Regions from separate parts of the Homo sapiens genome. Here region 1 is linked to region 2. A link is a contact called in ENCODE Hi-C or POLR2A ChIA-PET data. All regions are on one chromosome and are shown on one strand. The core of a region is the stretch at or near the end of the contact, and the rest is flanking DNA. Distances in the headings are between cores, read along the strand shown. Region 1 holds the start of TFAP4 (transcription factor AP-4). Region 2 holds the start of CIAO3 (cytosolic iron-sulfur assembly component 3).

Region 1 (6,706 bases), core at 4,153-6,652, 3.5 Mb after region 2:
CCCCAATCCCTCTACACCTGCCTGCCCAGCTCCAGCCTCAAACCGGCCACTGAGAACTTTCATTTCACACTGCCCTGAAGTCACTCACATACCTCAGGGTCACTTAACATCTACACAGTCAACGTGGGAAAGTCCACACGGGATTCTCCCAAACCCAAAAAAGCACTAAGGCACTCATCCTTCTCTAACCTAATCAGCCCGAGGTTCTCATCCATGCTCCATCCCCGCTGCTTCTACACTACTCACCCATACTCTGTACTCTGACCTGGCCAGTCTGCTGCCCTTCCCCTCGGTCCCAGAACACACCATGCCCAGGCTGTTGCCATCAGAAACATCCCTGCCTCCCTCCCTTCCCCAAAGCTCCTCCAGCCCATCAGTGGGAACCCTGCACTGGGCTCAAGTGAAAAAGTCCAGCCTTGCCACTTACTAGCTGTGCAACACCAAGCCTCGGTTTCCTCCGTCTGTAAAATATGGAAACACTGCTTCACTTCACAGGGTCATGGTGAAGTTTAAAAGAGATCAAGAAAGGCCAGGCACGGTGGCTCATGCCTGTAATCCCAGCACTTTGGGAGGCTAAGGTGGGCAGATCACCTGAGGTCAGAAGTTTCAGACCAGCCAGGCCAAGATGGTGAAACCCCCTCTCTACTAAAAATACAAAAATTAGCCGGGTGTCGTGGGACGTGCCTGTAATCCCAGCTACTCGGGAGGTCGAGGCCCAAGAGTTAGTTTGCACCCAGGTGTCCAGGACAACCCATGAAACTCTTAGGGGGTCTACAAGACCTTTTAAGACCACAAGGCTGTGAGCTGCTGAGGACAGGAGTCACATCCTGTTCATGGCTGTATCCTCAGTCCCGGCAGAATGTTGTTGCTTCATAAATAAATCAGGGACCCAATAAACACTCCAAAGCCTTCAATTTTCTTGAACTCCTTCTTATGGGAGCTTTTTAAGTTTTATTATTTTTTTAATTTATTTTTATTTATTTATTTAGAGGCAGGGTCTCACTCCCGTCACCCAAGCTGGAGTGCAATGGCATGATCTCGGCTTACTGTAGCCTCAACTTCTTGGGCCCAGGTCGTCCTCCTTCCTCAGCCTCCCAAGCAACTGGGAGTATAAGTGCACACCATTCACACCCGGCTAGTTTTTTGTATTTTTAGTAGAAACAGGGTTTCGTCATGTTGCTGAGGCTGGTCTCGAACTCCTGGGCTCAAGTGATCCTCCCGCCTTGGTCTCCCAAAGTGCTAGGGTTACAAGAGTGAGCCACTGCACCCAGTCTTACTGTTTTTTTTAAGAGACAGGGTCTCTGTTACCCAGGCTAGAGTGCAGTGCTATGATCATAGCTCACTGCAATCTCCAATTCCCAGGCTCAAGCCATCCTCCTGCCTCAGCCTCCCAAGGAGCTGAGACTACAGGCACATGCCACCATGCCGGGCTAATTTTTTTATTTTTTGTAGAGGTGGGGTCTTGCTATGTTGCCCAGGCTGGTCTCGAACTCCTGGGCTCAAATGATTTTTTCCCCTTGGCCTTCCAAAGCACTGGGATTACAGGCTTGAGCCACCGAGCCAGGCCTAGGAGCTTTATGATACAGACAGAGGCCAGGCGCGGTGGCTCACGCCTGTAATCCCAACACTTTGGGAGGCCGAGGTGGGCAGATCACGAGGTCAGGAGATCGAGACCATCCTGGCTAACACAGTGAAAGCCTGTCTCTAATTAAAATACAAAAAATTAGCCGGGCGTGGTGGTGGGCGCCTGTAGTCCCAGCTACTCGGGAGGCTGAGGCAGGAGAATGGCGTGAACCCGGGAGGCCGAGCTTGCAGTGAGCCGAGATTGCACCACTGCACTCCAGCCTGGGCGACAGAGCGAGACTCTGCCTCAAAAAAAAAAAAAAAAAAAAAAAGATACAGATGGAGAGTCCGGGCACGGTGGCTCACGTCTGAAATCACAGCACTTTGGGAGGACGAGGCGGGCAGATCATAAGATCAGGAGATCGAGACCATCCTGGCCAAAATGGTGAAACCCCGTCTGTACTAAAAATACAAAAATTAGCCGGCCATGGTGGAGCGGGCCTGTAGTCCCAGTTACTTAGGAGGCTGAGGCAGGAAAATTGCTTGAACCCCGGAGGCAGAAGTTGCAGTGAGCCGAGATTGCGCCACTGCACTCCAGCCTGTGCGACAGAGTGAGAGTCCATCTCAAAACAAACAAACAAACAAACAAACAAAACACAAGATATGGATGGAGACTACCATATACCTGCCCATATACCTGCTTTTAAGACTCAGTGGCTGGGCGCAGTTGCTCATGCCTGTAATCCTAGTACTTTGGGAGGCCAAGGTGGGCAGATCACCTGAGGTCAGGGGTTCGAGACCAGCCTGGCCAACCACTATGGTGAAACCCCATCTCTACTAAAAATAAAAAAATTAGCCAGGCATGCTGACACATGCCTGTAATCCCAGCTACTTGGGAGGCTGAGGCAGGAAAGTCGGTTGAATCTAGGAGGCGGAGGTTGCAGTGAGCCAAGATTGCACTCCATTCTGGGTGACAGAGTGAGACTCCGTCTCAAAAAAAAAAAGACTGAGTGTCATTTTTACAGCTACCAGGCACTTGCCATACCCATAGCTAATTTTCTCACAGGTGCTCTGTTTCCCAGAGACTGAGAACCATTAGGCGACAGGTCCAAAACCTGCAGCTTGTGTGTGCAGCACCGTGCCCTACAATCCCCTCTGGCAGGCCTGGGAGACAGAAAGACAGGGAGATCCCTGCTGGTCACTGAGGGATGGAGCAAAGCCCACCAGCCTGAGATGACCCTGAGAAGCAAATGCATCTGGCCAGAAGGTCCTGCCTAATGAACACATTTGATCCCAGACTGGCTTCCCACCTCACCCTGCAACCCCTACTGAAGGTAAACAAATCCAGGGACCCCCAACTCCATGCCTAATGCACAGCTGACAACTGTCTTGCAATGGACGTTGCCATGTCCAACCCTGGACGAAGGCCCTACACCTTCAAGTCCTTGGCCTACCAAGATCCAGCTACCCTGGGGGACTGCTGGTATGCTCCAAAGGAACGCTTGGGGCAGGGATAAATTGAAGCCAGAATCTCAGGGGGCCCTGAGAGGACTCACCCAAGGCCCAGGCATGGCAGCCAGAGGGCCCCCCAACCCTGCCCAGGATCAGGCCCAGAATGTCTTCTCCAGTAGGCACAGCGGCTCAACTGCACCTCCGCGCTGCCCAGCCCAGCCCTGCAGCAGCAGCAACCCCAGGACAAGGGTTCAAGTTCCAGTTCCACCACCTGCTGTAGTGGTCCCTTCTCCAGTCTCTGTGTCCGCCTCTTTAAGCGGAATCAAAAGACACTTTTGACTCATAGAAAGATTATGACAACTCAGTGAGAAAATTCTAGCAAAGTGAGTCCCCAGAACATAAAAAGAGCTCAAGAATTTTTTTTACTTATTATTACTGGGCCCTCCAGGTGGGCCTCGTGCAAGGGCCAGCCCTCGGGGCATCCCTGCCAGCTGCCAAACCCATCAACTGGCCCAAGTCTAGGTATTGACTGGGAACTTCAGAGTAGCCTTAAGGTGGGGACCCCCGGGGCAGAGGGTTGGGCAGGAGTGTCTACACGTGTGCAGCAACCTTCCCTCCAGGCCGGATTCTGCAGGCGCTAGCGTCCACCAGCCTGTGCCACACCGGCGGGCTCCTCCTCCCTCAATCCCCGCCCAGACTGCCTCGGGCGGCAGAGCACGTGGCTCCAGCCCTGGGGAGCCATTTCGCTCCTGGAGCAGCGCGGCAGGAAAGGGGCCACAGGTCCCAAACTTGCGCACGCCGTAGAACGCCCACCTCCCCCACACCACGCCCAGGGGGTCGTTCAAAATGCAGATGTCCGGGCCCCAGCGATCAGAGTTCCAGGCATGTGCATTTTAAGAAGTGTGCGGGGTGGTTTGGCTGTGTGTGGTCCTTGAGTCCATCACCCTTTGGGTTTAGAGCAACCTAGGACCAAAGCTTGCAAAGTGGCTTCTGGGGAGGCCTGCGGACCTCGGGCCACCCACCCGGCTGGGGGACCCGACGCTTTCGGTTTACGGCAGGGGGGAGGGGCGTTGGATGGGAAAGTTTGCAGAGGAAACCCACGTGCGGCGGGAAGCTGCCCTGCGAGGCTAGGGGCGGCCTCAGGTGTCCCTTCCCCAAATGGCCTGCCCACCTGGCCTGCCTTGCCCATCGTGCCCGCGGGGGCCGAGCTTTGTGCAGGGAAAGCGTGGCCCAGGAGCGCCTACAAATCCCACAATGCTGCACCAGCAGGACACGGAGAACTACAGCTCCCGCGAGGCCGCGCGCAGAGGTCCGCCTACTCCAAGAGGGCTGCAGAGTCACGTCCAGGCCTCGCTAGTAAACAGCGCCCGGGCGCGGGCGGGCGAGCGAGCGGCAGCCAACGTGCCCCGGGCCGCGGCGCCCCTACCGGCCGCGCGGGCCCCTCGGGGTCCGCCCACCCCCAACACCCACACGCGAGCACGCCCCCGACCCCGCTGCAGCCCCGCTCTGCAAACACGCACAGTGCCCGGCTCCCCGCCCCCACCCCGCGCCGGGAGCCGCGGCATGGCTGCATTGTAGCCGCCCTAGCTACACCCCCACGCGCGCCCCGGGCCCCCAGACCCCCTTGGATGGGGACGACCTCAGATCCCGAGGAAGGAAGGAGAGGAAGGAAGCCGCCGCAGGAGGGGGAAAGAGGAAGCGCGGGGGGGAAGGCCACCAGCACCAAGCATGGCCGGGACTGCTGCAGAACCACGTGGGTCTGTTTGCAATTTACAAACGTCGCGACTCGCCCGCCTGCAGCGGACAAAAGTGGCCGGGGCCGCTTGGGGCCCCCATGCTCCAAGGAAGGAGGGTCCCGGGGCGGCGCGGACCCGGCGTGTGGGGCTGCAGCCGTCCCGGCAGCTAAGAAAGGCTAGCGGGGTCGGCGGCGCGGGCCATGCGTGCGCACACGCGCGCCCGCCCGGGCGGGCTGGCCGGGGGCTGCAGTGGTAGGAAGGGGGTGGGGGGAGGAGGAGTACACACCTACAGAGCCCTCCTATCACTTCTTTCTCTGTTTTCCTGAAATGTTGCAAAGAGGGCACCTTCTGAGTGGGCACCATGAAATACTCCATAGCGATCGGCCCCCCTCCTCTGCACGAGCCAGGTCCCGCGATCAGCCGGAGAATGCAAGATGGAAATCCGAATCAAAGGGCAGCGCCGGACGGAGGTGCAGAATCGGCCGGTCCCAGATGCTGGCGGCGGCGGCGGCGGCGAGGGGAGGGAGGCGGGCGGGAGGGGCGGGAGGGAGGTCTCTCCGGCCTGCCTCCCCGGGCGTGTGTATGTGTGTGTGTGTGTGTGTGTGTGTGTGTGTGTGTGTGTGTGTGTGTGTTTGCAGCTGATCAGATGTCTGTTTCAAGGCGGGAAACAGCTGGTGAAAACTCAGCACTCCCCCGGCCTCCTTCCGCGGAGTAAGGAATTGCATGTAAACAAAGGACTATTTGCAGCGCCCCCCGGGCGGCGCGAGGCCGGGGCGAGAGGGGCGCGGGCCCCCGGGGACCGGCTGCAACCGGGGTCTGCAGGCCTCTCGCGGGGCGCAGGGGGCCGGGGGCCGCGGGCGGGCTTGCGGGGCGCGGCGTGAATGGAGCGAGCTGCGGCCGAGCTACATGCGCCACTATGGGTGATGAGGTCCATCAGCTGACAGGTTGGCAAGCGTTGCAAAAAAAAAAAAAAAAAGGCCAGCCACCGCGCAGGGAGCCCAGCCCGTGCAGCCCGGAGTCCAGCAGCGACTGGCCCAGAGCAGGGTCCGCGCGCTCGGCCGGCCCGCAGGGAGGAGGGGGCGCGGCTGGGTCGGGCGTGCAGCGGCAGCAAGGAAGGCGGCCTGGGGTTCGCGCTTGGGGCTTCTGCTTTTTCACCATTGCAGCTGCACGGAGCGGAGCCTCTCCGGTGTGCTCCCTTCGAGCCGAGCCCAGGGCCCCCTGGAAACTTGCGTCACAGCCACCGCTTCCCACATGTAACTCGGGGCTGACTTCGGAGGCCGGCCAGCTTCCTCCCTCCCGCCTTGCTTAGCTGGCCGCACGGCCGGGACTCCGGATCCTGGGAATCTTGGACCCGGCGACGGGACGGCAAAGGGCGCCTCGGATGCTGGGGCCGCCCTAGGAAGCCGGGGGCCCCGGCAGGGAGGGGAGGGTGGAGGCGGGCCTGAACGGCAGCGGCCCCCGGGCGCAGGCTGCCAGCGCTGCGGGGAGGTCTGCTGGTTGCTGCCGGGTCCCCTGCTATTCCCCCAGACCCGCACTGTTCCCTCCGCGGGCTGAAGGCTGCAGCTTCCCATTCATAACAAAGCCCGTGTGGGACTTGCCCCTCCGCCAGGATGCGCTCCCCAAGAGGGGGTGACGACTTGGGGCAGGGACGGGGACCCTGGCGGCGAGCTTCCGTCCTCCGCTCGCACGCCGCACCTTCCGGCCCCAGGCCCTCCCCTGGCTCCTGGAGGGTTGGCTCCTGGCTCAGGAAGCCCACGCCTGCCTTGGAATGTCCTGGATCCTGCCCACCGCCTTCCAGGTTCCGCCTAAATCGCGCCTCCTAATTTGACTTATTCCTACTAGTAACAATAGTTACTGTTATTATTGGGAAATATTGTTATTAGATGTTGCCAGCACCCGGTGGATGCCGAGCAGTTTTGCTTACACGCTCTCCAATCCTTGAAGCAACCTGTTAG
Region 2 (2,653 bases), core at 154-2,653:
TCGGATCAGCCGGGCAGGAGAGATGGTGGAGCAGCCTCCTGTGCCTTACTTGGTTAATTTGGAAGTAGCTCCCGTCATCTTCAATGCGAATCTTGGCCACGCCACTTCCCGCCCTTTTTTCCACTTTGACAGGCTTGATGCACTCCTAGAGCAGGAAGAGACCCCAAATCAGCCCCTGTGAGTGGGCGGAGGTTCCCTGGGAGGCCAGGCCTCAAGGATGGCTGCCCAGCCGCACAGCCTGAAGGCTCTGCCAGGAGCCATGCACTCAGGGACTGAGGCTGGTCCCACCGTCTTCTTCCTGCCCCACTGCTCTCACCCAGGGATCGGGTTCCCAACATCCTGCGGCACTGAAGTTCCCAGTGTGCAGGAAGGCCAGTGCTAACAGCGCCTGCAAACTACCCACCTGCGGAGACACCACCAACACTGACCTTCACCCTTCACGTGAACAGGGGGCGTGACCACCACAGAGACCAGAGTTGCACTGCCCATCGAGAGGACGTGTGCTTGGATCTGTTTGGAGACCACCTCCTGCTCAGTGCCCGGGAAACAAGTGGATTTCTCTCTCTTCTCCTTGAGAACCCTGGCAGCCCAGAAAGCCGCCTCCCAGCTCATCCCTGCCGGAAGCGCTCCCAGCAGCCCGCCTCTCGCCCTGCTCAGCTCTGGCCCCGCGGGGCTGTTGGACATGGACAGGCAGGTGCACCCAGAAAAGGGCGCCTGCAGCCTCCCGGGTTCAAGGGTAGCTGTCCGGCCCACCAGGGCGACGTTAAGGACAGCTCTACTGAGGAGCCACTGCGGGGCGTCTAGCGGGCCGCCCCTACTGCCCTCAAATGAGGTGGGGTCCCCACCGCACCCGTTTATGCAGATGCAAAGGCTGTGGCTTGGGGGTCCTGAGGCCTGACAAGGCGTCCTGCGCAGGGGAAGGGGAAGAGGCCCCGGCCCGGGCCCCGCCGCCCTCCAGCTGCGACCCAGGGGTCGGGTTAGGGTTAGGGATGTGTGGGAGCCGCCTCTGCTGCCTCCTCTGGGTTGGGCAGGCCGGCGCGAGCCCGCGACCACGGGACCCTCCCACGCAGCCCGCCCGGACACCATGGGGCACAGGAGCGGGTTGGGGGGCGCCGCCCTCCCTGGCCTCAGTTTCCTTGTTGGTAAGAAGCGGGCCTCAGTGTCTGAGGCCCCGCGCCCGGGTCGATAGAGTCCCTGACGGCCCAGACCGGGCTCCCGGGATTCGGATCTCATTCCTCAGGGGAGGAAGTGGGGCGCAGAGCAATTTCCCTCCGCGCGACAGGGCACCGAGCGCAGCCTCGACCCCGCCCGCCCAGGCCGGCCCACCTGAGACGGCCCGATGAAGTCATCCAGGTCCGTCAGCTGCAGCGCCCCGCTGAAGGGCGACGCCATGACGGCCGCACTGCCGCCGCGCGCAGGTGTCGCTAAACGGCGCGAAACGAAGTGGCTGGTTCCGCCACGCTGCCGGAAAGCGCCCCCAGGACGCATGCGCACCTCGTCCCGGGGCCGGCGCCCTCTGCTGACGAGCCCCGGCGCTGCGGCTCCCCGCCCACCTCGCGGGAACCCGGGACCTACCGCTTCGTCCACCTCCCGCGCGCCCCAGGCCCCGGGTTGGGGTGCAGGGGGCGCAGGGGTTGGTCGGGCCAGCGCCGCAGCTCCGGCCCCGGAGTCTCTCCGCCTTCACAAGGAAGCGGAGGGGATCTGGCTCCGTCCATTTCCTCATCCTCTGCGTACCTGCGGACCAGGTGCTCCCGGATGCAACCCAAGAACCCGGAACGCGCCTGGCACACAGGAGGCGCTCAGCTCGTGTTGGGGAATTCAGGCAGGGAAGAAAGCATGGATAGGCACGAGGTCTCCCCTTCCTGGGGAGCCGCTCCCAGGGCCTCCAGCCCCTTTTTCTGTTATCTTGGAGACCAGTCTGGAAAAGTCCATGCCCCTGGGAGACCCTGAAACAGGACCCTGTGGGCCGACTCGCTTTTCGTTTTTTTCTTTTTTTGAGACAGAGTCTCGCTCTGTCGTCCAGGCTGGAGTGCAATGGCGCGATCTCGGCTCACTGCAAGCTCTACCTCCTGGGTTCAAGCGATTCTCCTGCCTCAGCCTCCCGAGTAGCTGGGACTACAGGCGCCCACCACCACGCCCGGCTAATTTTTTGTATTTTTAGTAGAGACGGGGTTTCACCGTGTTAGCCAGGATGGTCTCGAACTCCTGACCTCGTGATCTGCCCGCCTCAGCTTCCCAAAGTGCTGGGATTACAGGCGTGAGCCACCGCGCCCGACCCCGACTCACTTTTTTTTTTTTCTTTTTTGAGACAGAGTCTCACTCTGTTGCCCAGGCTGGAGTGCAGTGGCGCGATCTCGGCTCACTGCAACCTCTGCCGCCTGGGTTCAAGCAATTCTCCTGCCTCAGCTTCCCGAGTAGCTGGGATTACAGTCACCTGCCATTGCATCCGGCTAATGTTTGTAGTTTTAATTAGAGACTGGGTTTCACCATGTTGGCCAGGCTGGTCTTGAACTCCTTACCTAGTGATCCACCCACCTCAGCCTCCCAAAGCGCTGGGATTACGGGCATGAGCCACCGCGCCTGGCCAGTTACATGTATATCTGGCATCATATGGCCAGTTACATGTCTAATGGCCAGTTTTATGGGGACTTTT

Evidence for each region. A loop is a pair of places that touch in the nucleus more often than their neighbours do. ChIA-PET counts read pairs that join two places held with the same protein, here RNA polymerase II (POLR2A). Pooled maps may share reads with other maps.
Region 1: a loop to region 2 is called in a pooled map, with 4 times the contacts of the local background. The contact joins the promoter of TFAP4 here to the promoter of CIAO3 in region 2. A Hi-C loop is called at or near these places in 1 of 50 pooled maps. POLR2A ChIA-PET finds 5 or more read pairs at or near these places in 2 of 52 experiments (WTC11 and activated T-cell).

What each region holds. Positions count from the first base shown.
Region 1 is chr16:4,267,621-4,274,326 of GRCh38, forward strand. It overlaps TFAP4 (transcription factor AP-4), which reads right to left and starts at 5,403. Exons shown (of 7, transcript NM_003223.3): 1 at 5,038-5,403. The coding sequence starts at 5,126. RefSeq lists enhancers at 3,620-4,596, 4,138-4,327, 5,228-5,277, 5,574-6,549 and silencers at 4,408-4,567, 4,928-4,977, 5,698-6,347.
Region 2 is chr16:739,594-742,246 of GRCh38, forward strand. CIAO3 (cytosolic iron-sulfur assembly component 3) reads right to left here and starts at 1,404. Exons shown (of 11, transcript NM_022493.3): 1 at 1,327-1,404; 2 at 50-145. The coding sequence starts at 1,392. RefSeq lists silencers at 730-1,029, 1,400-1,459, 1,530-1,809 and an enhancer at 951-1,546.